2 separate regions of the Homo sapiens genome follow, and region 2 is linked to region 1. The links are chromatin loops, found by intact Hi-C in ENCODE. Cell type or tissue: dorsolateral prefrontal cortex. All regions are shown on one strand. Links, peaks and the distances in the headings refer to the core of each region. The heading gives the core; the rest is flanking DNA. Region 1 has its middle 320 kb from the start of LINC03005. Region 2 holds the start of LOC105374974 (a long non-coding RNA gene).

Region 1 (15,893 bases), core at 3,087-11,086:
CAAACACTATTTTTTTACTTTCTTGTGTATTCTTCCATTAATACTTTTTTGCACGTCAAATATCATAAACTAAGTCAAAAAGGAAACGAAAAAGCAACTGTTTTCTCAGAGAGATTTTGTTGTTGCACTTAGAGAAGGAAAACTTGATGTCACTATCTGGAACTCTACTGCAAACTGATCAACCAAAGCCATTAAGTTCAAATGCCCTGAGTGTGACCTGTCTTGCCAGCGAGTTATTCTGCTTCTTGGCTTCCTCTTCTTGTAGGAAGAGATGAGGAAATGAGGCTGAGGAATTCAAAGTTTCTCTGGTGCCTATGTCTCACCTTGTTTTCAGCCTATAAAGGATGGAAGGTTGAAGTGGCAGATATTGCAGGTTGTTGGATTTGTTTTCAAGGGTAAAGGGAAGGGCACATAGAGCAAAACAAGCAGGCAGCCCTAGATGGTTGTGAGCTGTACCATAGAGCCCCAGGAGTGCAAGTTTCCACCTTCTCCTAGTATCAGACTCCCAACTTCTGGATCTTCTCTAAGTAGTGATGCTGGGCAGGTGATACAAGTGGATGTATAACTAGGTGTTGCTTTCTTCAACGGTGATTCCCAGCAGAGTTAGAAGAAGAAGTGACATTTAAAATCTAGAATGTCTCTCAAGTATACAAGTTCAAGTTAAGCTTTTTGTATACAAAGATTTTTCTCAGTGTTGTGCTGGAGCCATGCACACAGACTCAAGTGAGCCAATTGTACATCAATGAGGACATTTTTTTTCTTTTCATTTTTCCCCCAAGCAAGCCAGTGTGTTACATCCTATTCAATAACATAATCAATTATCTGTAGCAAAATTTCTCTCAAACTCTCCTCAGGCCTCTGAGCCCAAACTAAGCCATCATAACCCCTGTGACCTGCACATACACATCCAGATGGCCAGTTCCTGCCCTAACTGATGACATTCCACCACAAAACAAGTGAAAATGGCCTGTTCCTGCCTTAACTGATGACATTATCTTGTGAAATTCCTTCTCCTGGCTCATCCTGGCTCAAAAGCTCCCCTACTGAGCACCTTGTGACCCCCACTCCTGCCTGCCAGAGAACAATCCCCCTTTGACTGTAATTTTCCTTTACCTACCCAAATCTTATAAAATGGCCCCACCCCTATCTCCCTTCGCTGACTCTCTTTTCGGACTCAGCCCGCCTGCACCCAGGTGAAATAAACAGCCTTTTTGCTCACACAAAGCCTGTTTGGTGGTCTCTTCACACAGACGTGAGTGAAACAGAGTATCTCCTAACTTGGTCATAATGGGTAGACTATGGAATCCACAAAATTTTTTTCATTTGCTATTTCTTCCTCTTATTTTATGGTCATTAGCCAAAAAAAAAAAAAAAAAAAAAAAAAAAGATCTTATCACTAAAACAGACAGGAATGAAATATGTGCAGTGTAGCTTGCTCAGGCACGTTCTGTGCTTTTGTCTGTTCTTATTCTTATAGCTTAAAAAATGCACAAATTGAAGTTTTATTATAATTTTCTCTCTCAGGTTAGCCTCTCTCTCAATAAAATCTCATTCAATGTCACAATGACTAACTGATTTGCACATATTCTTCTGCATTTACTAATATAAATATTCTACTATTTGTCTTTTAAATGTATCCTTTCTTTTTATGCAACAGTGTTCTCAATAACAGGGTTGATAGTGATAAAAACTGTAACAAATCTACTAATTCATCACAGCAGTTCAGGGAGATGCACATGTAAGTGTGTTCGTTACCTGTTATTTATTTAGCTATCAATTTTAACTATTGATAAATGTAACTGTGGATAAGTTCCTAAGAAGTAATAAAGCACTCATGTCTAATGGCAACACATTTTAATAAAAATGACAAGTGTTTTTTTTGTGTTTTTTTTTTTTTTTTTTTTTTTTTTTTTTTTGAGACAGAGTCTCGCTCTGTCAACCAGGCTGGAGAGCAGTGGCATGATCTCAGCTCACTGCAACCTCCGCCTCCTGGGTTCAAGCAATTCTCCTGCCTCAGCCTCCTGAGTAGCTGGGATTACAGGTGTGTACCACCATGCCCGGCTAATTTCTGTATTTTTAGTAGAGACAGGGTTTCACTATGTTGGTTAGGCTGGTCTCGAACTCTTGACCTCGTGATCCACCTGCCTTGGCCTCCCAAAGTGCTGGGATTACAGGCGTGAGCCACTGCACCCGGCCAAAAAAGACAAGCTTTTAATGCCTTATTTTATTTTATAAACCTGTCATACTTGTTTATGTTAAATCAAGATATACATATAAATGAAGATTTAAAATATGTCTCAGATCTTTAAAATATTTCTGTCAGTATGTTCAACATTTTAAATTATCTTCAACATCACACAATGTAAAACAGTATACTTAATCCACCCCTAAGTACCCAAAATAATTGAAAATAGGGACTCAAATTTTTGTATACCAGTGGTCATAGCAGCATTATTCACGATGGAAAAAAGATGGAAACAACCCAAGTGTTCATCGACAGATGAACAGAAAAACAAAATATGACATACACATATGATGAAATATTATTCAGCCCTGAAAAAGAATGACATTCAGAAACATGCTACAAAATGAATGGGCCTTGAAAACATCATGCTAAGTAAAATAAACCAGACATGAAAGAATAAACATTGGATTATTCCATTTATACGAAATAGTTGGAAAAGGGCAAATTCATAGTAAAAGCTAATAGCTTAGAGGTTATCAGGAACTGCAGTGGAAGGCAGGGAGATGGGGCATTATTGCATAAAGGATACAAAGATTTTTTGTTGTTGTCCTCAACTTGTTTAATATGGAAAAGGGTAATCAAAACGGTAGGCAGGGTTGCCGTTTTTAATACATTCTTGGAATGTTGGCCATTCAGAGCATTATTTCAAACAGATGAAGAGTTATCCAACTTTTTTGACTCAAAGATAGTTTGCTTAGATTTAACAATACTTAATTCCATGGGATTATGGTGGCTAATTTATCATGATAATGAAATATAAAAATGTGCAGGCTCTGAGCTGACGACAGAAGTAAGGACTACCGTGACAGGAACAGTTGATGGGCTAAGAGGCAACCAATCACAACATTATCATTCCCTTGTAACAAAGGGTTAATACTTTAACATAAATTAATTATACATTCATTATGGTGTTTTAAAATAGTCAAGCCTAAATAAATTTTTCATACCATCAAAAAGATATACATACTAAAAACCAGCTTAAGCACAAAGTTTATCATTTGACAGCTCTAGGCCTGGGCCTTATACATTGACAAGGATCTTCTGCTTCTTCAAACTTAATATAATAAGTCTGGCAATCATTTTATATAAAAATAGACTAAATTTAAAACCTCACCAAACTTGGTGTTGTAGAAAATCAGAGAGACACCCCAGAATAGCTAAAACCCATCATTCTCAAGTGAGCTAGCATCTAGTAACCTGGAGGGCTTGTGAAAACAGCTCACTGCACCCCACCACACCCCTTGCATTCAGGAGGCCGGAGGGGGGCCCGTACCTTTGCATTTCTAAGAAGTTCCTAGCGGGATGCTGCTGCTGGGCCAGGAACCCCACTTTGAGAACCACTGGGGCTAAGACAACTGTAAAAACTTAGCACCATCTCCATCACTGTTCAGTAGTAGACAACATCAGCTTTCTGTCATCTGCATTTATTCTGCAGGGGACCATGTGGAGCTGGCCCTCGTGATACCACTGCTTAGTACTTTATTGTCAAAAGAGAAGTTCTGGGCTTAGCTAAAAGGGAGCACTTCTCTGTCAGCATGCAATATAGTTTATAACTAAAGCCATATACAACATATTTGAAATGTTTTATTTAATGCTGAAAATTTTACCCTAAGTTACAAAAGGATGTAAAAAGAAAGGAAAAGGCACACAAAGTCAAAAGGATACAAAGTTTTGTTTGAGATGATGAAAAAATTTTAAACTAGATAGTGGTGATGGTTGCACAACATTGGGAATATAATTAAGGCCACTGAATTGTACACTGTAAAGATATTGTTTGCAAGCTGATCTTTCTTAGCCTGAGTCACTTGCACATGACATACACAGTTCATTTGAGAGTGAGATACAAAATATTCTGACCCCTAGAGGCTTCATCATTTTCTAGCCTCTTCTGCTTTGGTTAAAAATTGTTGAATGCATATTTTTCGTGTTGAATGTTGGGACCTTCCACAGTGATGAGCTCCGACTCTTAGTTTATTTTTCCTGCTTCTCACCTCAGTTCTTCATCCCCCTAAAACCATGGCATTTACCTCTATGACAAAAATATGCTAATATATATATTTATTTTACCTATGCATTATATGGTTGAGATAAGCAAGATGCAAAACATAAAAATGGTTCACATGGCTGGAAAAGAACCCTCAGCCCTACAGAGTACAATCGAATGACTAACTAATGAGGCTCTAATAATTTCTCTATTCTTTTTCAAGTGTACATTTTCCCAACTGATCACTTTCTCTGAGTTTTTCTTTGCTGCAGCAGCATATTTAGAAATGATTTCTCTCTATGTGTGAACAGTAGCTTAATTTGTGTTCATAATTGCCTTGCCTCTCAGGCTGAATCTAATAACTGACCTCTACACCACCCTCCACTTAAAAGTGAAGTCAATTTGGCCAGTATTTGTAAAACAATCATGGTGATGACCCTACGGAGAAATACAAAGATTTGCAACTTTGATTTTGGGGAAAGAGACTGGTAGGATGAATGTAAGGAGACTAATCCATTAGGTACCCCAAGACATCCTTCTCATGAGGAGAAGGTGCAGCACAGCCAGAACCTCACCATGAACAATGTCATTCCCTTAAAGGGTTTTTACTTCTGGGTGACAGAAGAGTGGTTTGAAAGGTCATTAAAAGTGGACTATGAGATTGCCAAGGCAAACTCAATCCCTGAGACTATTAAGAATCAGCAGCTGGGCGCGGTGGCTCATGCCTGTGATCCCAGCACTTTGGGAGGCTGAGGTGGGCAGATCATGAGGTCAGGAGTTTGAGACCAGCCTGGCCAACATGGTGAAAGCCCATCTCTACTAAAAATACAAAAATTAGTCAGGTGTGGTGGTGGGCACCTGTAATCCCAGCTACTCGGGCGGCTGAGGCAGGAGAATTGCTTGAAACCAGAAGTTAGAGGTTGCAGTGAGCCGAGATCAAGCCATTGCCCTCCAGCCTGGGCAACAAGAGTGAAACTTTGTGTCAACAAATAATAATAATAATAAAATAAAATAAAATAAAAATCAGCATGCTGGAGAAACCAGGAAGGCTTGACTGAAGAAAACCTTGCAAAAATCATATGACTGGTAACATTTTCTGCCCTGGTAGATGACATCAACAGGTAATATCAGCATATAGCTCATATAACAAAGATGATTTCAGTACTTGCAGGCTTTCAGAACAAAAGGAAAAATTAGGTAGGAGTGGTCCGAACAACCCCATGGAAGACTAGAAATTAAGAGGCAGATGAAAATACTATGATGTTACTACTTTATGGATAACTTCTAGGGAATATGAATTTACTTCATCTTGTTCTTGTGTGTTCTTCCAAGATGATATGGGCATGAAATACTGGATATTTCACTTGAGTCCAAGAATGGTTACCTGGACTAGATTTCATTTACTTCTTTGTTATTTATAAAGCAAATGCTCCAAGCAATGTGCTGTTCACTGGAAATACTAAAAAAAATCCAATAAAGGTCCTGTTTTTCTTTTATTCTTTTTTTATTTGAGATGGAATTTTGCTCCTGTTGCCCAGGCTGGAGTTCAATGGTGTGATCTCAGCTCACTGCAACCTCCGTCTCCCAGGTTCAAGCTATTCTCCTGCCTCAGCCTCCCAAGTAGCTGGGATTAAAGGCATGTGCCACCAGACCGGGGTAATTTTGTATTTTTATTAGAGACGGGGTTTCGCCATGTTGGTCAGTCTGGCTGGTCTTGAACTCCTGACCTCAGGTGATCCACCCGCCTCGGCCTCCCAAAGTGCTGGGATTACAGGTATGAGCCATTGCGCCTGGCCAAGGTCCTGTTTTTCAAAACTAGTAGGGAATGAGACAATTAAGCAATAACTTTTGGTGTGGTGAGTAATGTGATGGAGGGTGCTCTAAGCATGTGGGTAACTTAGTCTGCTTAACCACTTATGGCAGTTTAGATAGAAGTCAAAAGAAATCCTTGGAGAAGTAAGTAAGGTTTACACTGATAAAAGAATATTTTGAATTAGTCAAAGGAGATGAAATTAGGTTTGGGAGAGGGGGTATTGGGAGGGTTTCTCGGGCAGAAAAATAACACTGTCTTATTTTTATGAAGTCAAACAAAAGACAGCATGATGTAGAGATATAGTTGAGGATTTTTCAAAGCATCATCTTATTTTCTACAATATTTTACTATATACTGCTAAAGTATATATAATTAAAAAGAGTCTCTAAAAAGAATTCTGTTTTCTTGAATTCTGAAATTCAGAGAGAGAGAAAGCCTTGTTGATATTGATTTCTAACGATAATTCTAATGCAAAGTAATTTGTTCATCTTCTATATTGGTGTGTGTGTATGTGTCTGTATGTGTGTGTGCTTACAAAGACAGGAGAGAGAGAGGGGCAACAATGACTACTGATATGACAGAGGAGATGGAAGGCTATGTAATGTTGGCAGTGCATGGAAGGAATCGTTTTTTACCTCACAAAAGGATATAGAATGGCATTTTCTGACACTTATCTGGGCCTATCACTCTCACTATTTGGGGGAGTGGTCCTTGGAAGAGTGTTAAAAGCAACACATAAGTCTTAGAGCTTATGAAGTGGTTATAGAGGCTTCTCCAAGGAGAAGAGCCCTTGTTCCCATCAAATGGCCTTTTACCATTATTTGGTGAAGCCCGTCAAGGACACACTGCTGAAGTGTCCATGTGTTGGTTTCTTTAGGCTGGTGAGTGCTTTTCACAGAAGTACATCTCTGTTGCAAGCTCTCAGAAGTTTCTTTCCTCTTCGATCTTTGATGGTTGGTAGGTAGCCTCATTGCATTTACATCAAACAAGTTGACAACTTCCTGAAACTGAACTTTTTCAGCAATCATTCTTGAAAGTGGTGTTTCTTTCCATCAGTGGTTTCATAGACTTTCCAAAGCAACATGACTTTTTTTTTCTATATGGTCATTTATTTCACACATTATTTACAAACGTATGTATGTATGTATGTATGTATTAACTCATTCAGCAGAAAGGTATCCATCATCCACTGCGTGCCAGGTGCTCTGGTAGGTGCTAGGGATATAATTTTAGACACGAGAGAAAGGAAAATGATCTCTGACATCATGGGATATACAAGCTGGGAGGAAGTATGAACTTCAAATGAGTAATTACAAATTTCAATTAGAGAACAGAAGTTTTATATACATATAAAGGGAATTTCTTACAGAGATGCAAATTTACCCAAGGGTGGAAGCCGGTTAAGCAGTCTCTGTAAGACTTATGTTGGAGCTTCGGGTCTATAGAGTGGGCAGTTGAGAAAGAAAATAGACATAAAGTGGGACAGAGCAAGAATGAGCTGGAAGCATGAACTAAAGCCCTCAAGGACTGGAACCCGTGTACAGTTTTGTTGCCTCTGCTGTTGGTAGTGCAGGTGTCCTGCAGGATCCAAGGCTCTTCTTCACAGAGCTAAACACACACACCTGACCGGAAGTTAGAGGCACTGAAGGAGCATGCCAGAGAAGCTGATGCAGCTGCAGGACCAGCTGCAGCTCACAGTAGGGAGCGGAACCCACAGATCAGCACCAATGTACCTGAGCAACAAAATGGCTGCCGCTTCACTTCCTGCATTTCCCATCTCCCACAGGAACCCCTTCTGTGTCTCACCCTAACTGAAAACTTATTACAGAATGGAGAATTCTGGGAAATGCAGTTCAGTGGCACTTAATTGAAAACACATTAAGAATCTATCGACGTAGTGTTAGAAAGCAGGATGGTGGTTATGGCAGGCAATGGGAGGAGACCAAGGAGGCTTCTGAGATGTTGGTCACATCCTATTTTGGGATCTGGATGCTGTTACACAAGTGTGTTCACTTTGTGAATATTTTTTGAGTGGTGTATTTTCTGTGTGTAGGTTATACTTCAATAAAAAATAATGAAAAGTCAATTAAAAACCCAATAATAACATAGTAAGCATTATACAATGGGGGAAATAAAGATACTACGAGAGCTAATAGATAAATAGAGGTAACCTAACTAGGAGCTTAGGAAAGAGCTCTATGTAGTTAATGTTTCAGGTGAGATTGAGGCATGAGAAGTAGCTATTCAGATGCAGGAGGTAGAGAGAGTTATTCAGATGAAGGATGAGAGTCCATTTATGAGCATGGCTGAATTAAGGAGAACCGTGGGAAGGGATGGTGCAATGAGGCTTGAAGAAGATGCGGAGGTTAAATAATGGAGAGCTCTGTGTACTGTGCAAAATCTTTTACTCTGGCTTAAGTCCAAGAATAATGCACCGAAGTCTTCTATGTGTGGGAGTGATCTCTTCCGAGGCTTTGGAAGTTTATTCTGTTTGCAGACTGGAGGGGTAAGAATAAAGGCAAGGAGATCCATTCAGAGGCAGTTGCAATGCTTCAGGACAGAGGGATGAAATAGTTGCTAAGATTAAATGGATCAGATAGTGTTTCAAAGTGGCTAAGAATAGCACAGAAAAACTTGGTTATGAATCCAGGCTCTGTCACTTACCAGCTGATGGTTTGGGGCAATTCCTTGCCTTATGTGTGTGTCAACTTGCTCACCTGTAAAATTGAGATAATAATAGGATGTACCCCATAAGATGTCACAGATTAGGTGCCTTGGGAAACAGAAGCCCAGAAAAAGAGTGTGCAGGAGGTGTGTTGTTCTTAGGGAATGAAAGAAGCAGGACTGGGCAGGGGAATGGGACCACTGGAGCAGGATGGTCCCCTTCACCAGAATCCTTTCAAATTGGGAAGGGAAAGGGGGTTTGCATTCGAACTTACACACTGACCAGGAATTCAAAGGGACTGCAACATGGGCTGAGGCCCTTCAGCCAAGGGTAAGTCCCAGAGTGGGTCTCAACTGAGAAGCTAACACTACGAACAGCTGGAGCACAACAAATGCTTCAGTCCTGGAGGGAGAATCCATGTGGCACTCCTCTATAGAGCCCCCATAGAGGACTATTGGGAGAAGTAAGTGAACTAATGTCTAAATGCTGCTTAGCAGATTCCTGCGTATCAAGTTAGCAATCAATGTTACCAAAAGGATGATGAGGCCTATAAAATGATGAGCCTTCCAGGATATATTTTGAAGTGGTTACAAACAAGGGGTAAAAAATAGTATATTTGATGTAAGATACTTTCTTTGAGTGTGGAAGAAAAAGGAAAAATGGATTTGGTAAATTTGCAAAAAAAAAGAAACTAAGGAAGATTAAAAAAAAACTGATGAAAGTAGCTATTTGTAGGGAATGTGTGTGCTTGGAGGGGGTATAAGTGTAGTTTCTCACTCACACAGGAGTTATATTTGAAAGGATAGGCACAATGTGGGAAAGCATCACGAAGGGAAGTCAGACTTCTATCTGAAACATTTTTTAAGTTGTTTCCATATTTAAATAAAAATACATGATCTTTTAAAAAATTACTCAAAACTCTAAAAACACCTAAAATTGAATACAAAATATTCAAAACATATAATAAAATGGTAAGACAAATGCATAGAAAAAAACTCATATTAAATGCTTTCACAATAAATTTACTTCATTTAAACTGAGAAAAAAACCCCACTGGAATAGAAAACAACTTTGTCCATACACATTTAGAAGAATGATGTTTAGGATAAGAAATAACAAAATTAAATTTACTAAGTAATTTTTGTTAAAAGTAGGGTTTTTCTTTTTTTTTTAAAAAAAGTAGTATTGCTAAAGAAGTTTTATTTGTTAATATTTTGAAACTAGTTTCTTTTCATCGAGGGACTATATAATTAAGAAATTGTGTTAATGATGTTAAGAATCAAGATTTTTTGGTTAAGAAAAAAGAAATACAATAAGAAATTAGAGAAATGGAGAAAAATACTAAGATGTTAACATTGAATTGAAAGTACCAACATAAACCAATGGGTTTTGAAAATCCCTGTCATCTAGCTTTTTCCAGAAAAAGGGCCTGGAAGCAACATTGATCCAATAAAGTTGAGGGCCCATAGAGACCAGAGTTTGTTTTAAAATATGATTTTCCACCTAAGGAATTAGGCTTTTTTCAGAAATGAGTGATTCCAGTTCTAGGACAAGGAAGGTACAAGGCAAACCTGTAGTTTCTTATATCCATTTGTATCCACTCCTAGATATCTAACCACAAGAAATGAAACATATGTCCTCAAAAAAGGACTTCTTCATAGATGCTCTATTTATAACAGCAAAAAAAGGACTTCTTAATAGATGTTTTATTTATGACAGCTAAGACAACTAAAATCTAGGTTATTTTGCTCAGTATAATGTCAAGTGTATTGCTGCACATGTCAGTCATTTTGTTACTTTTTATTGGCAAGTAGTATTCCATTATATGAACATAACACAGTTTACCTAGTCACCTTTGGATGTTTTGTCAGATAAGCAGAATTAATTTAAGTAATGTAGATCCACAGTACCTGATTCCATTTACATGGCATTCTAACATAGTCAAAAGTAATTTAAAGGGAAAAAGATCAGAAAAGGGGTTGTGTAGAATTGATTGGAAAGGAACATGAGGGTACTCTCTAGGGTTGTTGAATATGTTTAATAACTTGAGAGGTGTAAGGACTAAGTATCTGTATACATTTCTCAGAACTCACGGAATTATACTCTTAAAAATTTGCATTGCCCTTTATGTAAATTTTACCTTTATAAAGGAACTATAAACACATAGCAATCCCTAATTAGTAGGTTTGCTTTTTTCACAGTAGTATGTATTAGCAACTCTGAAAGACCTGTGTTTTTTAGGCTTGAACAAATGAGAAACAAATTGAGAATAAAGAGAGATAGGTTTCTCACTGTTGGAAAAGGAAAGTACAAAATCAAAATGGGGGAAGACTAGTATACACTCTACCTTGTTGGGCTCTATGTTATATGTGTAGAATATATACTATGTATTATTGAATGGAAACTATAAATATCCATATCAATTTATAGTTTTTAATAAAATATAGAGAAAAAAATCTACCTAGATGAGTGTGTATGTGTCTGTCTGTGTTTATATTATGTGTAGTGGCTCTATCCACTACACTTTCTCCAAGCTGGAATTATGTTTCTCACAATTTTCTTTTATGAACGTTTACGACAAGGTCAGCCAGTGGAAAAGCTGAGTGGGATTTGAAAAGCAGAAATGGAATAGTAAGCATTTTTATTTCTTAAAGGTAACTTAGGGCAGGGATGTTGTGGCTCACTCACATTGTCGCTGACCTCACCTTGTTTGTATGACGGGTGCAAATCTAGCCTCTGCCAGATCTCCTCCACCTGTTTCTCCTATTCCTGAGGAAGAGGTGTGTGCTTCTCCATGTTGAAGAGCACCCATTGATTATTCAGGGCACCCAATTGCCAAGGTTGGGGATGGGAAAAGAAAGAGGAGTTATGTTCTTGGTCTCCCCTACTCCATACCTATCTTCCTTCCCCAGTTACTAGCCCTGATGACTACACGCCCAACACCAGATGCAGAAGGTACAGACTTATATAAACAGTTTACCTGCTCCCAAGATTGTTTAAGATTGAATTTCTGTATTGATTTCTTTATTGTACATTACTTAAATTAATTCTGCTTATCTGACAAAACACTTACTGATAATCTGGTATTAGAAACAGTTCCAGAGGAACAAACTTTAGGAATAAGTTCCTTGGATTGCTTTTGGGTTATCTGAAATTGGAGCTCCGATTGGACTGGATTTAAAGGCTTTGCTGACCATATTTTCAGTGGGAAAGGGGACACTGTTGGTCCCTGACAAGCAATGGCAGCACAGTTATTTATTTATTTGTTTATTTATTCATTTAAAGACAGGTTCTTGCTCTGTTGCCTAGGCTAGAGTGCACTGGCCTGACCATGGCTCACTGCAGCCTTGACCTGCAGGCTCAAGAGATTCCCCCACCTCAGCTTCACAGGTAGCTGGGACTGCAGGCATGTGCCATCACACTTGGCTAATTTTTGATTTTGTGTGGAGATGAGGTCTTACTATGCTGCCCAGGCTGGTCTCAAACTCCTGATTTCAAGCAATTCTCCCACCTTGGCCTCCCAAAGTGCTGTGATTACAGGAATGAGCCACCACTTGTAGGTAATTGTCAGACAAAGTGCCTATAGAAGGCAAAGTTTTAGGTGATTGTGTAGTTCCTGCCCTAGAATATTTTTGTTAAAATAAGTAGTCTAATGGGTTTGTTTGGTTGCTTCTCAGTGCACGGGAGAGCTTGGAGAATAACAATAAGCAGATCACAGCCTTAAATTCTCAACTCAGTAATGTGAAAAACCTGAAAGCTTCTATGACGTCCCCAGTGTAAGCCCTTTTGTCTATAGCCACAGGGCTGAAATATAAAAAACAAACAAACAAACCTGAAGTTTAATCCTTTGGACAGCTAAATTATAATGCTAACCTAATTCTCATATTAGCTGGGTTTCTTTTGTAATATATTATGAAAAAGGGGAACCCCGAAAATGGAATAAGATGAAAGAACCAATGCAGATGGACCTGGAGACTTTGAACATGTACATTTTCCTAAGGACACTGAGGTGGTTAGTTTCTCCTTGACTGAAGAATCCTTACTGGTCTCCCCTGAGGTAACATTTCAGGGGATGGCTGATCCTCCTCAGAACATATCCTCCCCCAGCTTTCATTGCTTCCAGGGCTACAATGAGATTTGAGTCTTGTCAGGCCCCTGAGGATAAGTTAAATAGCATGACCCACGAAGAAGTAAAATGCACATCAAAAGGCTGACAATATTTTGCCAATGTATACTGACAGAAACCTAGGTGACATGTCTGGGAATGTAACCTAAGTGCATTGTTTCAGGGCTGTCAGAAGAAATAAAATGTTGGGCTATGATGAATTCATTAATATGGCTTTATGAAACAGAGACTCTGGATGTAATGTGTTAGTGTTAATGGTTGATATGACTCTAACAGTATGCTTTATGTGTTGACAGAACCCTGGAAAACAGGTGACCTACACTAAATGAAGATAAAATGCCACTATTTATTGGTATACTGTAGAAGAAAGAATCTAAAGGCTTACGGACATCAGAACGTTAGAATAAACTTAACATGGAAGACCTGCTCCTCCACTCTCTGTCTCCCAGAGGAAGTTCCAGGTAACATTACCTTCACCAAGGCTGTGAAAAATATGCTTGATTTGGGAACCCTGATATCGAAGATCCAAGACATCTTTGGTGTTGTCTAATTTATCGTAGCATCAACAGAACCGCAATAGAAAGGCATTCCTATTAAGGTCTTATTTGAATTGCATCAACAAAAAGTTTTAGGTCTGGCATGGTAGACTGACTAATGGACCCTCCCAAAGGTGTCCATGTCCGAATCACTGGAACCTGTGAATTTTACCTTATATGGAAAATAGGACTTTGCAGGTGCGATCAAGTTTAGGGTCTTAAGATGGGGAAATCATCTGGATTATATGAATAGGTGTGATGTGATCACAAGAGTCCTTGTAAGAGGGAAGCAAGAGATCAGATTGGATAATAAGAGATATGACAATGGAAGAAAGAGGTTGAAATGCTACAAGGAAAGTGCCACAAGACAAAGAAAGCAGGTACCTCTAAAAGCTGGAAAAGGCAAGGAAACAGATTATCTCCTAAAGCCTGCAGAATGAATGCAGCCCTGCTGACACCTTGATTTTAGACTTCTGACCTCCAGAACTATAAGAGAATAAATAAATGTGTTTTAAGCAACTAAGCTTATGGTTATTTGTTATAGCAGCAATGGGGAACTAATATACCTGGTGAACAGAAGTCTGACTTGAATTAACACCACAGAGAATCACTGCCCTCAATCATGTCCAAGACTTGAGCCAGTTATAGGCTCAGAGCCCTTTGAATGAAAATGAGGACAGATTCCTATGAGGAAGGACCCTGTTACATAGCCACACATGTATACTATACATCTTTCTTTTAGCCTTTCCAAAGAGACTTTTGGACATTTACCAGGATGAGTATGCACTGGGAGATGAGAAATACTCAAAGGTTTCAGGGATTACTGGACACTGTGTCTGAAGTAATACTAATTTCTAGAATCCAGGGACACTGTGGTCCACCAGTCAGTGTAGAAGCTTATGGATATCAAGTTTATGGAGTTTTGTCTTGGGTTCATCTCACAGTGGGCTCAATGGTTTCACAAAACCACCTGCCTGCCCCTCTTCCCTAGTTGAGAAATGAATATTTGAAAACAAATATACTCAGCAACTGGCAAAAACTCCAAAGTGGTTACCTGGCTTGAGCAATTGTGGTAGAAAGGATAAACTGGAAGCCATGAGAGAGTTCTATTTACAGAAAGCAATGCCCCGTTTCTAAAGGGACTGCAGAAATTAGCATCATCATCAAAGACTTGAAAGATTCAGGAGGTAGTGATTCCCACTTCATCCCACTCAGCTCACCTATTTGACTTGCAAACGACAGATGGATCTTGGAAAATGACAGTGATTATTGCAACTTAATCACATGGTAACTCTAATTGCAGTTGTAGGAAATCAACACAATGCAGCTATTGATCTGGAAAATGCTTTTTTTCTCTTTGCTCTTTAATAAAGACCATCAGATGCAGTGTTTACTGGGTCAACTTAGCTAAATTGGAGCTACATTTCCCCCAATATCCCTCTTTAAATGTCTTAGCTAGGATTGGCCACAGAGATACTTATGTGTGATCTGAAAATTCAGTGTAGGGCACAGATGATTACAGTTCATACATGTGGCTGTTGATTTAATGGCAGAAGCAAGGATGCACTGAGGGAGGCAGCAGCCAGGCTGGCAGCAGCTACACCTTCTACTGCATCTGCTCTTTACCTTTTCTCAATCCTGGGTCAGGTAAATGTGCAGCTCCATGGTTTGAGCACCAGATTTTTCTGCCTCATCACTTTAGAGGCAGTGACAGACAGATGCAGTTCCAGATTGTCCAGATTTATTATAGTTTTCTTTGGTCTTCCCCTGTCTTCCTCACTTCACATTCATTTCTCATTACCAGTCTTGCCTGGAGCTGGATGCTCAAGCAACAGATTTATATAAATTCTCTGAGCATCTCCTATGACTGTGTAAAATCTAATCTCTAATATACATCCTTGATTCTAGATGATGCATAATGGGTTTTCTTCCTTGATCAAATCCTGATTCTGTGTGTGTGTGTGTGTGTGTGTGTGTGTGTGTGTGTGTGTGTGTGGTTTCCTCGCTCTGTTCACTGAGTACCTAGAAGCAATAGTACCCAAGAAACAATGAGTATTTCTATTAATCAGAAATTGGTTTCTAAATACCATTCTTTACTAATAGGAACTAGGGCCCCTTTGAGAAAAGGACTGAAACATATTCTTGTACCATAAATTAAGGAAGTACTCAAAGAATGATGGCAAATGAATAAGAGAGCCAGCCTGAAGATGCTCCTATTGGTTAAAGCTGGGATAATTTGGCCATAAGAATAAGTCATAATAATAATGGATTATATAATCCATTAAATAGAATTAAAATCCATGAATCCATAGTAATATAAATAAATTTTAAAAAGCAAAGGGAAATCTTTTCCTTCTAGCAGAATGACAACTAATAAATAAAGGAAGAATAACGGGATTAGAAAATTTAGTGCACAGCACAATGAGTGGGTAAAGACTGGATGAGAAACAGGATATTTGCATAGCCTCAGATTGCCTGTCCCAAATTATGTACTAAATACAAATGGAAAAAATATTAACATTAC
Region 2 (15,893 bases), core at 3,690-11,689, 140 kb after region 1:
AAGCCGGAGAGACAAAATGAAGAGGAAGCCATGGAAGTTTGAGAGAGACGTCAGACCACCATGCAAGCCTCACCCCGGGTGAAGGAGAAAGCAAAAAAAGGTTGTGTACGAGTGTCCTAGAATGCCATGTATTCTACAGAAAATCCAATCAGGTTGTTGGGGAGTTGCTGGGACCAAGTAGGCTATCACAGGAGTCTCCTGTCTCCTGGGAACAGGCCAACATCAGTGTGCTAGTTGCATGCTGTCTGTAGCCTGAGGCAGCCCAGGGAAAGTGTGGCCTCAGTGCAAATGCTGTGATGGAATTCAGCACATAACAGCTGTAGTTGGTGGTCTATAAGGTGAATTTTCATGGCTGTCAGAGTACCAAATGGAAATTATTATTTTATGTTAAATTTTTATAATTCAATAACATCCTCAAGAAGTAATTAAATCTCAGGCATGTTATATAGTTTTCCAGTGATCACATAAATAGTACATGGAGGATTAAAACTTAGATTTTCTTACTCTTAGGCCAGGATTTATTATTTTCAATACTAGCACTATTTTTACTGCACAGAGAAAATCAAATTAAAGTAAAGCATTTAGCAAAATTTTAATATGGCCGGTCTATGGGTGAGCAAGGAAACATAATTGTCAGAATCACTTAATTCTTTTCAATTACTGAGACAGTCATTTCCAAAGTAAACCAGGAAATTAATTTTAAAGAAAAATATCTGCTAACTTTTAGTGATAGTTTCTTGGCACCAAATCTACTCTTCTATACTCTGTTTTGTGATAATGAGAATTATGAAAACCACTTTTCCATTTGGGCATCTGGATTCCTGTTAGACTTTTTCAGTAGGAGGCACTAGGGTTGTCTACACTGCTGGAGGAAGAAGAAGAGGCTTGCTGTGTCATGTCTGTTTCCTGCAGGCTCTATGCTTCTTCTTTCCTGTATCCTGTTTCTGTGAGTGTCAGCCCACCTATGATTCTTTCCCTCAATAGTAAAGCAGGTCCTGACTGTAACAGCAGCTGAATCAAGACTGCACATTTTTTTACACTTGTAGACCGACCCTCCCTCTCTAGCAGTACGGCCAGCCAGTGCCTCCTTCTCAGAAGTGGAAAAGGCCGGGTCCCAGTCCTGGGAGCTCTTCCTCTGAGCTCAGAGACACCAGCACAAGATGAGCAGCTCCTTCTCCTCAGAAGGCTGAGTTTCTACTCCACAGGGCTTCTCCTCTAAGCTTCCATGTTGTTATAATTCCAGACTTTTCCTTTCTTTTTGTAGCCCTAGAAATGGAGGCTTTGTCCTGCAATACTATCTCCGTTACACCTTAGTATTCTTTTCTGGTCTTTTGAGTTCTTTATTAAACCATTTTATACTCAGTGAACAATCCTTGCATTGAGTAATTTCTGTTTAAGTAATAGGTATATTTTTTGTCCCTTGATTGGACCCTGAGTGATAGGAAGGAAGAAATGAAAGAACAGATAATCCAATGCTTCTGATATATAATCTATTATTAGATTATATCTGGGTTAGAATTATAAGCAAGATATGTTCCAAGCACAAATAGGCATTAGTTGAAGTCTAAGAAATAGATTCACAATGATTCAGAAAAAGTTTTCTGAATATGTAGGTACAATAAGTCTGATGTAAAACATTTACTTAGAAATGAATAAGCTTTGTTGACTGCCAGTTTCCCACTTCTCAGGGCTGTTTTTTTTTTTTTTCTCTCTCCCTCTGAATTTAAAGTAATAATCCTCCAGATAATCTGTACCAGTGATTCTCAATGACTCTGGGAGAAATGTAATAGAAAGTGGGTTTAAATCATGTATTGCAAAACACATATAGAGTTGAAATTTATTGTCCAAATTGTATTAGTCTTGTTTTCACACTGCTATAATGAACTACCTGAGACTAGGTAATTCATAAAGAAAAGAGGTTTAATGGACACACAGTTCTACATGGCTGGGGAGGCCTCAGGAAACTTACAATCATGGCAGAAGGCAAAGAGAAGAAAAGTATATCTTACGTAGCAGCAGGGGGTGGTGGGGGAACTTCCACACACTTTTAAACCATTAGATCTCAGGAGAACTCACTAACAGGAGCACAGCAAGGGGAAACAACCCGTATGATCCAATCACCTCCCACCAGGTCCCTCCCTTGACACATGAGGATTACAATTCAAGATGAGATTTGGGTGGAACATGAAGCCAAATCACATCAAAATTTTCTCCATACATGGAATCAGATCTGGTAGAAACCTGGCTACCCTCCACATTACTGATGTGTTACAATGGCATCAGTAGACACACAAGAGCGTTCTCACAAACAGGCTTACGAATTTGTGCTATTTATTATGAAATGTGGCATAGGATAGATTTTATTATGGTAGTTGGATTAGTCACGATAGCCTAGCTTTGCAGCAGTAACAGGCATAAAAGTTTATTTTTCACTCACATAGTATTTATTGTGGGGTCAGTGGTTCTGTAAGGAATTTATTTTCAGTGACTCAGAGATCTAAGTTACTTTCCCTCCTGTGATTTCATGATCTCTTTCTCCATGACAGCAAAAGAGAAAGCGAGAGAGTTTCAATGTAGTTCTTTAGTGATTCAACCCATCAGAGAGACATATCACTTCCAATCACAGCCATCTGTCAGATAATGTATTCACACCATCCAGTCTAACTTAAAGGTAGTGGAAAAAGTGGAGGGAACACATTGATATTCAATGACCAGTAAACGCCTCTGCTACATTAGTCATCATTGACTCACCATAAGATGCGTGATTCTGCCGTAGTGATGAATTTCAGGATCTGTAGAAATCTTAGGGCATATACTTCTTAAATGTCAAAGGTCTACTGAAAAGAGAGGAGGGATTTTTGTCATGAGTAGGAGAGTTGTTGAAAAAGAAGGGCCTTTCTCACCAAACCCATTTTATTTTCTAATCGGACAATCTTACAATGACAGATATTTTTCCACACCTAAATTATTAGCACTCTAGCAGATGTTGCCAAAAAAGGTTTAATTTTAAGCTGTAAAATACAACTATAGCATTGCATTAGATGTGACAATTAAAATGCATCTGGGTGATGCAATGAAACTTTCACAATGATCTTAATGAGAGCTGAGGTCATACATGAAGCCTGATTTCTCATGTGTGGTGTAATTGTACAAAAGTATTGTTAAAAAAAATCCTAAACGTGGCAGTTTTTCAGAGGAGACAATTGTGAGGTTTCAGACATTTTATCAAAACAACAGCCATAAATAAAACACCCCACTTCTTAGCAAGCAGTGTTAGTTGAATGACTTTCACAAATGTTTGCTTGTTCCCCTTAGAAGGTCATTCTTTTAAATAGTGCTATTGACAATCACACTCATTCTGGAACATGTATGATAAATTTAGGGCAGATTAATTTCAGGAGAAGCACTCTCACAGATAAGGAGCTAATAGATGGGGAGTATAGTTGACTATAATATACAGTCAAGTGCCGGGCTGTGTATAAAATTAAGCAGTATTTCTTTTGTGAAGTGCTCACACTTTGAATTGATTTTTGTCATTGGTTGGGTTTCACAAGACCCCTGTGTTCCAATATTTCTTTTACTTTTCATCAGGCATAAGAGCTCTGTGTGCCCATAGCAAACAGTCATTGTTTTCATTTGTAGCAAATTACTAAGATAAAAATGCAATTAATTGCCCTCTGGATCTCTGCTTACTATGCTGTAAATTAAACTAAATGACAGAGTTGCAACTATTAGAACCGGAAAGAACCTCATGGTTATCTATCTCCTGCTCAGTTTTTTCATTTAACCAATGAGAAAACAGCCCCTGATGAAATGACCTGGCTTGCAGCTTGGCTGGTCACTTAGCCTGCACTTACTATCCTTATTGTAAGAACTCTTTTCTTGCATAATTCTCAGAATTGCTGTAAGAATCAAATTAACTACTGTATGCAATTTTTTGAAAACAGTAAAACTCAATAACAGTAATGATTATAAAGATAGCATTTACTGAGCAGCTAGTATGAACCGGGCAATACGATTTACATATATGACCTCACAAATCATTATAACCCTATCAGGAAGGTACACTTATTATTTCAGTTAAAAAATAAACAGGGTCGGAGATTTCTCGGGCATAAGCTAGCCAGTAGGGGAGCTGGGAGTTAGGGGAGGGATTTCAACAGTACACGGAAGGATTCACAGCCCGTTTTGAAACGGAGCCCATACTGCACCACAATGTTCTTACTCACAGTACAAGGTTTTCCCAGTTATAAATTTGTTTCATAGAGTTTTTTAGAAGCTGAAAAACATTGAAACTGCCTATTCCTTTCTAGGCTTAATTTTGATGCATTTACACCTTTCGTGTTGAAGTTTTAACAAGGAATGGAAAATAAGCAGCTTTCCGACAGTACCATAGATATTTTCAGCTCACCCCTTGGTTTCCTATTTGCCGCATGTTTTGCCAATGGAGCCTCGAAGTGTCCAGTGCTATCATATCCACATAAATCTCTCATCACTCTGCGTTCTGCTTCCTTGTTGCCATAAGCAGGAAGCTGTAAACACTACGTCAGGAATGCAGACGATAACCCAATGATCATGGAATGGCGTCTGCGCATGTGCCGTTGTGTACATGTGCCCGGCAATGTTAAAATGCTGCCACCTTCTGTTTAGCCCAGGTGCTGCTGATGCAACCCACCGCTTCCCCTGTCCTCTAAGCTGATTTGTACTGATCCTGAATTGTACTTCTGCAATATATAATATGACAAGGAAAATGCAAAGCCTGCCAAAAAATCTTGATAGTCCCAGCTTTTGTACTGCAGCACTTGAGAAGACCATTCCTACTGCCGTCCCACTAAAGTGCACTCAATATTTCTGACAGTAAATTATCACAGCAGGAGTTTATCTCAGCATTCATGTGGTGTTTTAACCATTTAAGGATTCAAGAGGGGAAAGTTAAACAGGGTGGGGCTAATGTTCAATTGTTCGGGTGGTCGTGGGTTACACTCAGGTTTCCTGAATGTTGCAAGGGGTCTAGGTTTATTCTCGGGTGCGTTTTCTGCTGAGACACTCACAAGAAATGAAACAGACTGGGCAGGATCATCAATTTGTGAGGGAAGAACACCAGCACCTGCACTGTTGTCCAACTGTAGGAGTTGCACTGAAGGGTTAGTGTGTACCTGACCCCACCAAGCTGGGACTCTGGCAGCTGGCACATCAAGGACAATCACCTCTTTCTTATCAGCAGTAAGCTATTTTTCCCCCAGGACAGGAAGCTTATAACAGTTACTGACACCATAGAGTGATTCCCTAGATCTGGAACTTGCCAGCCTAAAACACTAGCCCGAGACTCTCCCCATAAAATGAGAACAGGGTTGCATTTTATCTCAGTCCCACAGCACTACCAAATTAGCTTTGCCCAGGACCATTTTAATAACTAGCACATGACCACCCCATCCATGTGTGTACACTTAGGTCTGGAGAGTAGGGTCTCCTTATATCATTAAAATACCAGGATTGTTTAGTAAAGCTGGAAAGCAGGAATGGAAAATAGTTTTAGAGGCCAAAACTGTCTAGTTAAGTGCTTGTTGACCAAATTTTTATTGCCTAAGAACCTTATGCCTTATATACCTATGATTACACTCAAATCCTCTCTTGAGTCTGAAATGTATGTATATATACATATTATTATATTATATATACACATTATGTTATATATACACAATATATATTATACATACACATTATAATATATATACACATACACATGAGAGTCAAAGGAATCTGGTTTTACATCTTGTTATTGGATACAAGAAACAAATAAAATATATATTATTTCCTTCTAAATTGGAAGCTATTTTTTTTAAATGCCTAATTTCTCAATTTTTCTTGCCAGTACAAATAATATTCTTAATTCCCTTATTTACTTCACATATGCATCATTTTTCTAGAAATGCTTCTCTATATTTTAAGAGCTTTGCTTATATTAGATGCTTAACATCAGTTGAAGACAATCTTACTGCTCTTGGACTTTATAAATCCTGAAACTAATTACTAATTTAATAGCAAATAATTTCCAACATAGATGAACAAGCCAGATTTTCATAGTTTTAAGAAAGAATTCTGTGTCCAGGGAAAATTAATATGTAAGTATAAGGATTCTATGTAACCACCCATATAGACAGCAGTCCTCTCCCAGCCCTGGTTGAAATGATGTCAGCAGAGAGCTTCCTGCAGGGCAATCTCTGTACTTTTCAGTATGGTCCAGAGCCAGGCACCTACAATGAGTCAGACACCGAAAACGACCCTGACTTAGTAAATCTCAGGTGGGTCTAATGTAACAACAATTCAGGTAAGGACAATTTCCACACTCTTTGCTACCCAGACTCCCGTGCCTTTTAGTAAAATTTACATCTTCAATTTTTTTGAGTTGATCAAATACAAGCATGACTTCCCAGTGCTCTGATTTACTCACATATTCTTTAACAACAAACTGCTTTCTCCTGATAACTGAGCTTCATAATATCATTCCATTTAATATTTATAAATAAATATTTATTTACTATGTATTTACATGATTAGATATATACTTATAACATATGTATTTAATCTGTGTCCTCAGAATCACACAACCTGGAACTCTAGTACCTTTTTGACAATCTTGCACTGTATCTAAATGATACAATTAAAAGGGAGCTGAGAAAGACATATTATTTGTCAGATTTGCCAAGGCAGGAAGGAATGAATTTCCTTTAAATCAGATTCAGAGAAACGAGTTGTTTTAAAGCTAAATTGGGCAAGGGAGATCTTGATCCCTTTGGTAAATATTAGCACTTTGGTAAATATTCTTAACAGACATCCATCCAATGCCATAATTATTGAAGAAACTGCAGTGCAGAGAATGACTTGGCCAAGATGAGAGAGCTAGTTTAGTTAGAAATAAACCTAGAACCAAGTCTACTGGCTGACACCCCCGCTCTCTTTCAACTGCATCATCAATTCTCATGTTGGAGTGCATAAGAGTCACCTATGGAATATGGTTCCAAGGTCGACACAAGCCCACACTAAGGGAGTGAGGGTCCTTAGGTCTCACATGGACTCTACCAATCTGTATTTTTAATGAGTTCTCTAGGTGATCATGATGCAGGTTGCCTGAGCATGATTCTTTGAGAAAAGCTATATTACTTCATGCAGTAGCTTCCTATTTATTTTTATAGAAAGATTTCTGGACTCTTAACTGAGACATTATCCAAATGTCTAATCAAGGGCTCACCAAGTTGAATGGGCTAATATAAGAGTTAGTCTCCTCCCTGTTCCTCTACACCCAGACTATTTAGGCTTATTTATGGGTAGAAGAATTGGTTAACAACAATAAGAAAAAGCCTAAATTTCACCTGTGTTCAATTCCGACCTACATACTCACCCACAGCCTCTTCCTAGTAGGACAAGATCTAGCCAACGCCTCCCTTTTCTCATTGGTCTCTCTGAAAACTTTAAACCTTCAAGAAAAATTACAAATATTTTCTTTCTACAGAGCGTTCTCATTTCTAAATCAATCTAAACACTTTGGTAAATATTCTTAACAGACATCCATCCAAGGTTCCTCTTATCAGGGTCATAAAAAAGTGCAGATGACGAAACAGAGAAATTGGATTAAATTACAGGAATGGACTCAATGGAGTCACAATTGGAGGTTTTGTCGATTCTGGAGGCCCTGCTACTTTCCTGCTGCATTATCTCTCCCATAAAGTACCAGGAAAGAATTAACTAAATCATAAAAACCATTATGTTCTTTAGCCACTGGCAGACTTTCTTCCACTAGAATTGAACTCCCAGATATGAGGCAAAGCACAGCTGAATAGGAGCTACCTGAATGTCTGCCCCTTTCTCCCACCCCCAGCAAGCTGCAGGCGCCAGACAAGACAGATAAAAGTAAAATAGATGCACTTCTTTTTCTTTCTGTGGCAGACAAGGAGCTGTGGCTAGCCTCTCCATTAAAAGTCAGAGAAAAGGTAGATTCGTCCTATTTGATTAAGACTGTCACCGTCCACAGTCGTTGCAATTAGTCCATGCCAGCCTTATTCAGACCTTGGATTCTTTTCAGAAGTGAAAAAGGGAACACTCAAGGTCTATTGAATCGGAGCGTGGCATCTGCCTCACACCGAGGGGAGAGGTCGGGGTCACTGCTTGATTTTGATAAAGCGTGCCAGATTAATTGTCTTCGGTAATCCTGTTTGTCATGGTAGATATGCAGAAGAGTCTTTGTGGCACAGGCTGACATATGGGCCGGCCTGCTGCTTGCCTATTCAGGGTTCCCAACACATGCTCTCTGCAGTTGGACTGGTTCCCAGAACCTTGTTCGCCAGAAGAGGCCTCCTGCTCCTATTAAGCAGGCCCCATCTCCACCACCAGGCTTCCTAATCTTCAAGCCTGCCTGGGCTATTGAAAGAGGCTGCATTATTCAAAAGAGGCCTAAAGAGAAAAGGGGAGAGAAGGGGGCTGGGGAGGAAAGAGAGAAGGGGAGCAAGGGGGAGGGAGAAATGCAGGCACCAGAGATAGGAGTGAAAGACTCTCCAGACTGGGGAAGGGGGTGGGGACAGAAAAATATAATTACAAAAAATAGCAGCCATGTCCTTCAGGCAGAGCACTTCAGGAGGCTGATTATAGCTCCTCTCCAAATCCGAATCTATCACCAAATTATACCCTGCCTCTTTTGTAAAATAAATGTTAATAAGAGGTAATTTGGGCCCTGCTGATTGTTAAACTCAACGGAGATAGAATTTTTTTTCTTCCTCTGTGTGTGTTTATTGTAATATCTGGAGGGCTTTTTTTTTTCTCTTCTTCCAACAAGAATTTATATTCAACCACAAAAGAGGAAACAAACATTCATTGGCCTGACACAACTGCCAGAAAACCGAGAATGGTTTGAGTTTTACAATAAAGAGTGAATGTATAGACTGGTAACTGGCCCTTAACTCCACTACAACTTTGCAGTTGGTGTTCTCTGGAAGGAATATCCCCTAGAACTGAGAAGAGAGTGGCGCTCCAGGAAGAAGGAGGCTGCCAGGGGGAGGAGTGATCCTTGCTCTAAATAGCTTTGCCTTTCTTTGGTTAAAAGCAGGACTTTTTTTTTCATTTACATAATCATTATTTTGAGTTGCTGCCAATTCTTTTGGGGGCTTTTACATTTAAAAGCACAAAAAATAGAGAATCCTGTGACAGATCTTTTGAAAATGTTCTTACAATGTGTATTTACGAACAGATCCAGAAATGGAGCAATTAGAAACAATGAATGATAATCTTCTAGGCAGACAAAAGCATGGATGTATTAAAATATAAATCCTTGATCATAACAGCCCTGAAGCAGTCCTTCATGTATCTTTACTGTGTGCTCCTCACAGCCACAGGGCAGAGATCGGGTGTCCGACTGGGCCCAGGCGCTGTGGCCGTCAAGGTCAGTAATGTCTGACCACAGAGGGCTTGGTCTCCAGTTGTTTTTGTTTCTTACACAAATGCTTTGAACATGATTTATTCTGATAATTGTATAATAAGAAACAACATCATTATCTATCATTAGTTTCAAGGAGGACATAACAGATTTTCAAAATTAAAACTAAAAACTGAACTAAGAAGACATCATTCAATTATTTCTTTATTCTAGATATTAAAATGAAAAGCTTGTGTTTTGGGTTTTGGTTTTGTCACCCTCCTCAAATAGGTAACTACAATATACTTTTTGGTTTGGGGGGATATATATTTCCACATTTATTTCCTACAATGAAACAGTCACTGGGCTCAGAGCTGGGCGTGTCACAGGGATAGCAAAAAAGAGTCCCTGTGTTTGCAGAGTTTATGTTCTGTGAGGGTTCACTCTTGTTTCATCAGTGCATAAAACAGTGCCAGGCATATTCTGTTAACTCATTAAATTTTATTCATTCAAAAATTTTTAAAAAATAAATAAATAACAAAAACCAAACCAAAGCAAAAAAAACTTGACATATCTAAGGTAAGCAACTTGGCTTAACTTATGCATTACATTATAAAGAACCCGAAGAAGCAGAAAGGGAAGAAGAAAAAGAGTAGAACAAAGAGAAATAAATTAACATTTTTGAGTACATAGTCTATGCTAGGTATGTGCCATGTGCTTTAAAAGCATTATCTCCTGTAATCTTTAAAAGAGCCTTGTGGAAGGGGAGAGGAGACATTCTGCTAGTGCCCTCTGGTGCCTTCGTATTAGTTGTATGATTAAAGTCACCTGATTACTCCTTAAAATTGGTTGTAGCTGATGGCCAAGCATGGTTCACTTCTGCGGGTGAGGCCAGGGCCTTAGTAGTGTTTAAGGCTTCCCAGGTGATTCTAATGAGCATCCAAGAATGAGAATCACTGATTTTAACTTGTGTTTCTCAAATGTTATTCATACCCACCTGGGAACATTGTTAGGTTGATTTTTGGCGGGTCCTAGGATTCTATAGTTCTAACAAGTGCCCAGGTGATGCTGATATTGGCTGGTTTCTGAACCTCCTTTTGAGTTGCAAGGCTTTAAAGAGATTGGGCAATCTGCCCAATGGCTGGCCCGAATTTCAAACCCTGGCTTTCCCAACTGAAGATCCTGAGCTCTCGAGTTCTGTGATTTCACTGTGTCTCCTACAGATTTAAATCAAGCATTATGAAGCACCGTGTGATAGGGAGAACATTCATCTGCAGGTCAGGAAGTCTGGAGCTTCATTATAGTTCTACTGCCCCTAACTTTGGGTCTTGCCTCCCTGAGTTTCAGGTTTTTTCTCTCTAACATATAGGGTTTGGAATTGATTGTAGTTGCTGTCCTTGGATTCTCCACATCACCAGTTAAATGGTGTGTCTGAGATCAGACCTTTCCTATAGGGAAAAATGTCACTTTAGGCAAAGCCAGTAACCTTCCTTCCTCCCTTCCTTCCTTCCAGCCACTCATGCTGTGGGTTGTCCATAGACAGACTGGTCAGGAGGATGGAGAACTGTCGCTTTATGCCTTTCTGCCTGCCTGCCTCCCTCCCTCCCTCCCTTCCTCCCTTCTTCCCTTCCTTCGAGTGTATGTGTTTCATTATCTGTTTGCTAAGGTGTGAAAGAAAGAAAGAAAGAAAGATAAATAGAGGAAGCATTGGTGCTATTGAAAAGGGTCCTGTTGGATATCATCTCCAGAACAATCCCATATATCTCTTCCTTCCCTTTTCCGTATTTTTTATACTACTGCTACTACTTGGGCATTTATTCATCAAAGGAAACAGATTCAAGGGGAAATCACTGAGGATATTATTTACACTTTAACATGATATGTGCTTCCAGAATGCTTTGAGGCAATTTGGATAGGGGTTGGAGAAAGGACGAACATACAAATCAGGGCACTACGAAGCAAGAGGTACAATACCTAGATGGCTGAAGCACATAGAAAACTGATTCAGGAAGAGATAAATAGCATACCTTACTGTCCTTCCAGGTGGGATTTCTGGGGAGATCTGTTTCAGAGTCTTACAGCTTTTCAGAGATTGGCACTGGGAGATTTCCCCTGAAGAGAATGGAAAACGACCAACATTTAACTAGCATCTTCTTCCGTCACGTTGGGATGCCCTGAGCCAAACCCCTTTAAACCTGCGTGATTAGGCTCGGTGGGAGCCAGGTGCACTCCTCTGTTCATCAGGAGAACAGAGGCAAATCCTGCCCATCTTCCTCGCATCCATTGTATGCAATTACAACACAAAAGCATACCTGTGAATTCCTAAAATAAGTTGGTGTAGGACCCTTGTCTTCTATACCTGGGCTGTAGGAATGAGGTAGAAACTAGGCTTTGTATATTTCAAGAGAACCATAGACCCAAGTAAGCAACAGTGTCTTTGTTTTATTACTTCTAAATTTACTTTTATTTGACTTATTTATGGCTTCATTTCTTTTCTTTAAATTAGCCAAAAGGCTTCTTTGTGGATTTTCCAGTCAGTTTGACAAGTTCGCCTCAGAAAATGCCTGAAAAATAAGTTGTGGTAAAGCAGCAGCCTTCTATCCTAAACACGCCCTGTCAAACAGACATGTATTTAGACCCAGCTTTCACATGTCACTTTATGTCTACTCCAGATCAAGTTATAGGCTTGCTCACAATGCTTTTGCCAAATTTTACAAGGTCAAAAATTATGTGATGGGGGAAAAACCGCTCAAGGGAAACAGGAGGAGTAAATCATGTTTTATTTAAAGGGTAGCTTTCTTTGAATAAAGCATTATTCCTTTCAAGGCTGTCTCTAATGTTGAAGTTTAAGGAGTCTTGAAGCTTAGAGAAACTTTGCTCATCTATTTAGCCCTCCCCAGTGGGTGAAGGACTCTTATGCCGGTTTTAATGCTTTCTGCCAACTCAATAACACTCAGCCCCCTAATAGCCACTCATGCTGCGGGTTGTCCATAGAGACTGGTCAGGAGGACAGAGAACTGTATCATTCAGCCAGATTACATATATAAGATTTGTACGATGGATTATCCTGAGATAATACTGATAAACAATTATTGCCTCTGCCAAACAATAGCACAAATGGAGACACCACTTGATATCCACCCTCACTCCATGGGATTATTTAAAAGCAGGTTAAGGAAAGAAGTCTTTCTTCTGTCTGTGATGTACATCTCGCTCTAGGGAAAAGACAATGAATCATGTTTAACTATTTTAAAATCTTCTAGGTCTGGGCCTGCCCACCAGCAGTTTCCCAATATGCTTTCACAGTAATCTAGCCTCTTGGAAATGTAAGGACTCTAGAAAGATAAAAAGTAATGGTTTGCCTTATTCTGCTGTGCAACTTTTTTTATCAGGTCTGGAGGTTTCGGGCATTTTTGAGTTATTTAATCCGAGTATGGACTCTTTGCTTCCTATTTTCATTTGTTGCCCTACCTATCCCAAGATCCCTTAGCCATTATCATTAAAACAAATAGTAGAGAATATTATGAGGGGTTATTACCTGCTCAGTTTAATTTCTCACTTTATACCAACTCCAAATTTCACAGGTAGATGCTACCATTTCCTCCACTTCTAGAGGAAGATATTGAGGTTTAGAACAACTTGTTCACGGTCCCACAAGCTACTCTATGGTATTCAGATTTCAAGTCTATTCTTTACCATGGTATAGCTGAGACACAAAGAATCAAATAAGCACTAATAGGACACTTGCAAATATAATGCAAGACACTGGGCATATATAGATACTTAAAATATATATTTAGTCTCTGCCCTCAAAATGCTAGACTCAAAATAGAGCAATATGATAGAAAAATAAAATCTCAAATAATACTACAAAAATTCATTTTAAAATAGGGAAATAAAAGATATTCCCTAAATCACAAGGACATTCTGATAAAATGTCAATAAATGATGTGTCTAAGTACTATCAATTAAGGGAAATAATTTAGAATCTAGGAGCAGAGATAACAGGAACATTGGAGATTCCATTTTGTTGAGTTGAAGGTTCACATTACTCTGTTTATTTTTTCATATAAATATTTAAATATATTGTATCTTTTTTTTTAATTGATCTGGGTATATAGGCTTCTCTGAAGCACTAAAAGCTAAGCTGCTAAGTGAATACCTTGCTAACGGAATTTCCAATGATATAGGCAACTTGTTCTTCTGGGGTAACTGAGTAGAGTCTGATGTGCCAGGTTGTTTGTATAATAGAGTACTGGAGTTTTAGAATTGATTATGAAAAAATACCTAGCACTTGAGATTACGAAAAGGTAGTAATAAACAATATACAATTGGTTTATATGGACTGTGTTACAAGGCATAATTCTAAGAGACTCACGTGTTTCCATCCACTTAAATCCCGTAAGAACTCTTATGATACATAATTCTGGCTGGATTGACTGGGCATTCACCAAAATTGATTTCTTTTCATCCGTGTATATCACAGCCTATCTTGTAATTACCTATGGCTTTTTGACTGACTTTTGACTAATGTAATGTGGATAGATGTGCATCACCTATTTTCAGTCCAGGCCCAGTTACACTTTTCATGCACACTCTGCCAAGCTCTTTCCTATTTCCATCTGGCTGAAATCCAGATGGTTCCCCCCACCACACACACACACACACACACACACACAAACACACACACACACAATGGTGTCTTTGGAATGGACATACCGAAGAAGATGGAGCCACAAGATAGAAGGAGCCCACTTGAAGGAGAGCCATTCAACCTGGAACATACCTTAGAATATAGGGAAATTAAAAAGATTTTTATTTGGTTTAGCCACTGACATTTTGAGATTTACCTCTCATGACACCAAGCCTACCTTACAACATACATTGTTATTATTATTTCTCCCATTTTACAGATGAGAAACTGAGGCTCAGAAAGGTTAGGTAACTTGCTTAGATTCTCTTGGGGAAACCAAGATTGTAACCCAGGCAATCTGACTCCATACCCTAAATACTTACCCATTATACTAAACTGCAACGTAACTAATTATGTTCTTCTTAGATTTGACATTAGTTTCACTTCTGGCTAAAACTAAGTTGGTAATGATAGTGTACAAAATATTCCCTACTATATTTTTAGAATAAACAAGCTTCCTTGAGCCAAAGAAAATTTCAAGCATCAGTTAGGAGTTACAAAAAGGATGCTAATTTTCATTTTTATAACTTTGTCTCTGTAGAGTACTCTGTAGTGCTGAATGTTTGTACTAGTTTTAGGTTTGGGAGCATGTCCTAATATTCAGTCTTATCAACTAAAGGCTGGAGCTTGACATTAGTTTCAAGTAAATGCAATGTTAGCATTCCCCATGAATAGTCAACTCTACTGTTGAGAAAGCTGTATACATTTTGTGAGTTAGAACAGGAAAAAAAAAAAGTGAACCAACCAATATACCAGCCAACAAAGAAAAAAGTTACAAAAATTCATGAAGATGTCATTTTTGTCCTTATTCTGAGGTTCGGTAGTTTTGAAGGGGACGTTCTACTTCTAAAAATAAACACATTGGAGTAGGTTTCTAAACTGTGGTAATAAAGATAACATAGGTGGGATTGCATGTCAAGGTGGAAGGCCAGAGAGTACTGGGGTAGAGATATTAAACTAGTCGTGTAATTTCAAACTTCTTGGTCTTGGCTAGGGAAGATTATCGCATGCCAAACTCTCCACAAACATAAGGGCATTCCCTCGTGCCTCTCCCTCACCCAAACTACTTCTCAATCTCTGCAGTTTATTTTATTTATTTTTCTACAATGGTATTTTCCCTGCCATATTATAAAAGTCCCTTGATGACTGGGGAACTGCTTTTTTATCTCTTACATTGTCTGATGTGGTTTCTTTGCTCAGAATAAGCTGCTCAATACGCATCTCCTAAATCAATGAATATCTTAATGGTCTCTAATGTGAGATAGGATTTAATTCACTGCTTGAGTCCCTCACCATAGATAGCACAGATAGCTAAAATATTTTAGAAATCTACTTTGGTAAGCTAAATATTAATCACTGCTTCCCATATAGCTGATTCTATGCCTAGAGTTTCATTTTAAGTCCATAAGGCATACTGATTATTCAAGGCATGCAAAAAAAAAAAAAAAAAAACCCCAAAAGCCTATACCTTTTAACCATTAAGGTTTCAAATTACTACAGAACAAAATGAAAGGTTGGAAAGGTTGGTACACCATCTCTGAAAGTAAAAGCTAATATAAAATAATTAACAAAAAAATACAAATGCATGCAAAACTGGTTAAATCCAAGTAATAGTTGTAGACTAGTTAATTGTGCTGTGTCAATCAATTTCTTGGTTTGATAATACGCTTTAGTTATGCATGTTACCATTGAGGGGAAGCTGGGTGACAGGCACAAGGGACTTCTCTGCAACGTTTTTGCAACTTCTTGTGAATCATTTCAAAATAGAAAGTTGCAAAAAGTAGGATACAACTCTTA

The links. A loop is a pair of places that touch in the nucleus more often than their neighbours do. Peaks named below come from ENCODE experiments on the same cell type or tissue, not always from the same donor. Only the 100,000 strongest peaks of a DNase experiment are listed, where the experiment ranks them.
Region 2: it touches region 1 in a loop (1.9-fold over the local background); 3 of 110 quality-filtered maps call a loop at or near these places.

The regions. Positions count from the first base shown.
Region 1 is chr6:23,028,162-23,044,054 of GRCh38, forward strand. No RefSeq gene overlaps it. Among named protein-coding and RNA genes, the nearest start is that of LINC03005, 320 kb to the left of the region's middle. In dorsolateral prefrontal cortex, for the core only: no CTCF peak of the experiment used is centred there; no DNase peak of the experiment used is centred there.
Region 2 is chr6:23,172,503-23,188,395 of GRCh38, forward strand. LOC105374974 (a long non-coding RNA gene) reads right to left here and starts at 4,543. Exons shown (of 3, transcript XR_926583.3): 1 at 4,412-4,543; 2 at 2,752-2,837. RefSeq lists enhancers at 2,393-3,592, 7,282-9,456. In dorsolateral prefrontal cortex, for the core only: no CTCF peak of the experiment used is centred there; a DNase peak (open chromatin) is centred at 8,319; H3K4me3 peaks cover 539 bases; H3K27ac peaks cover 409 bases.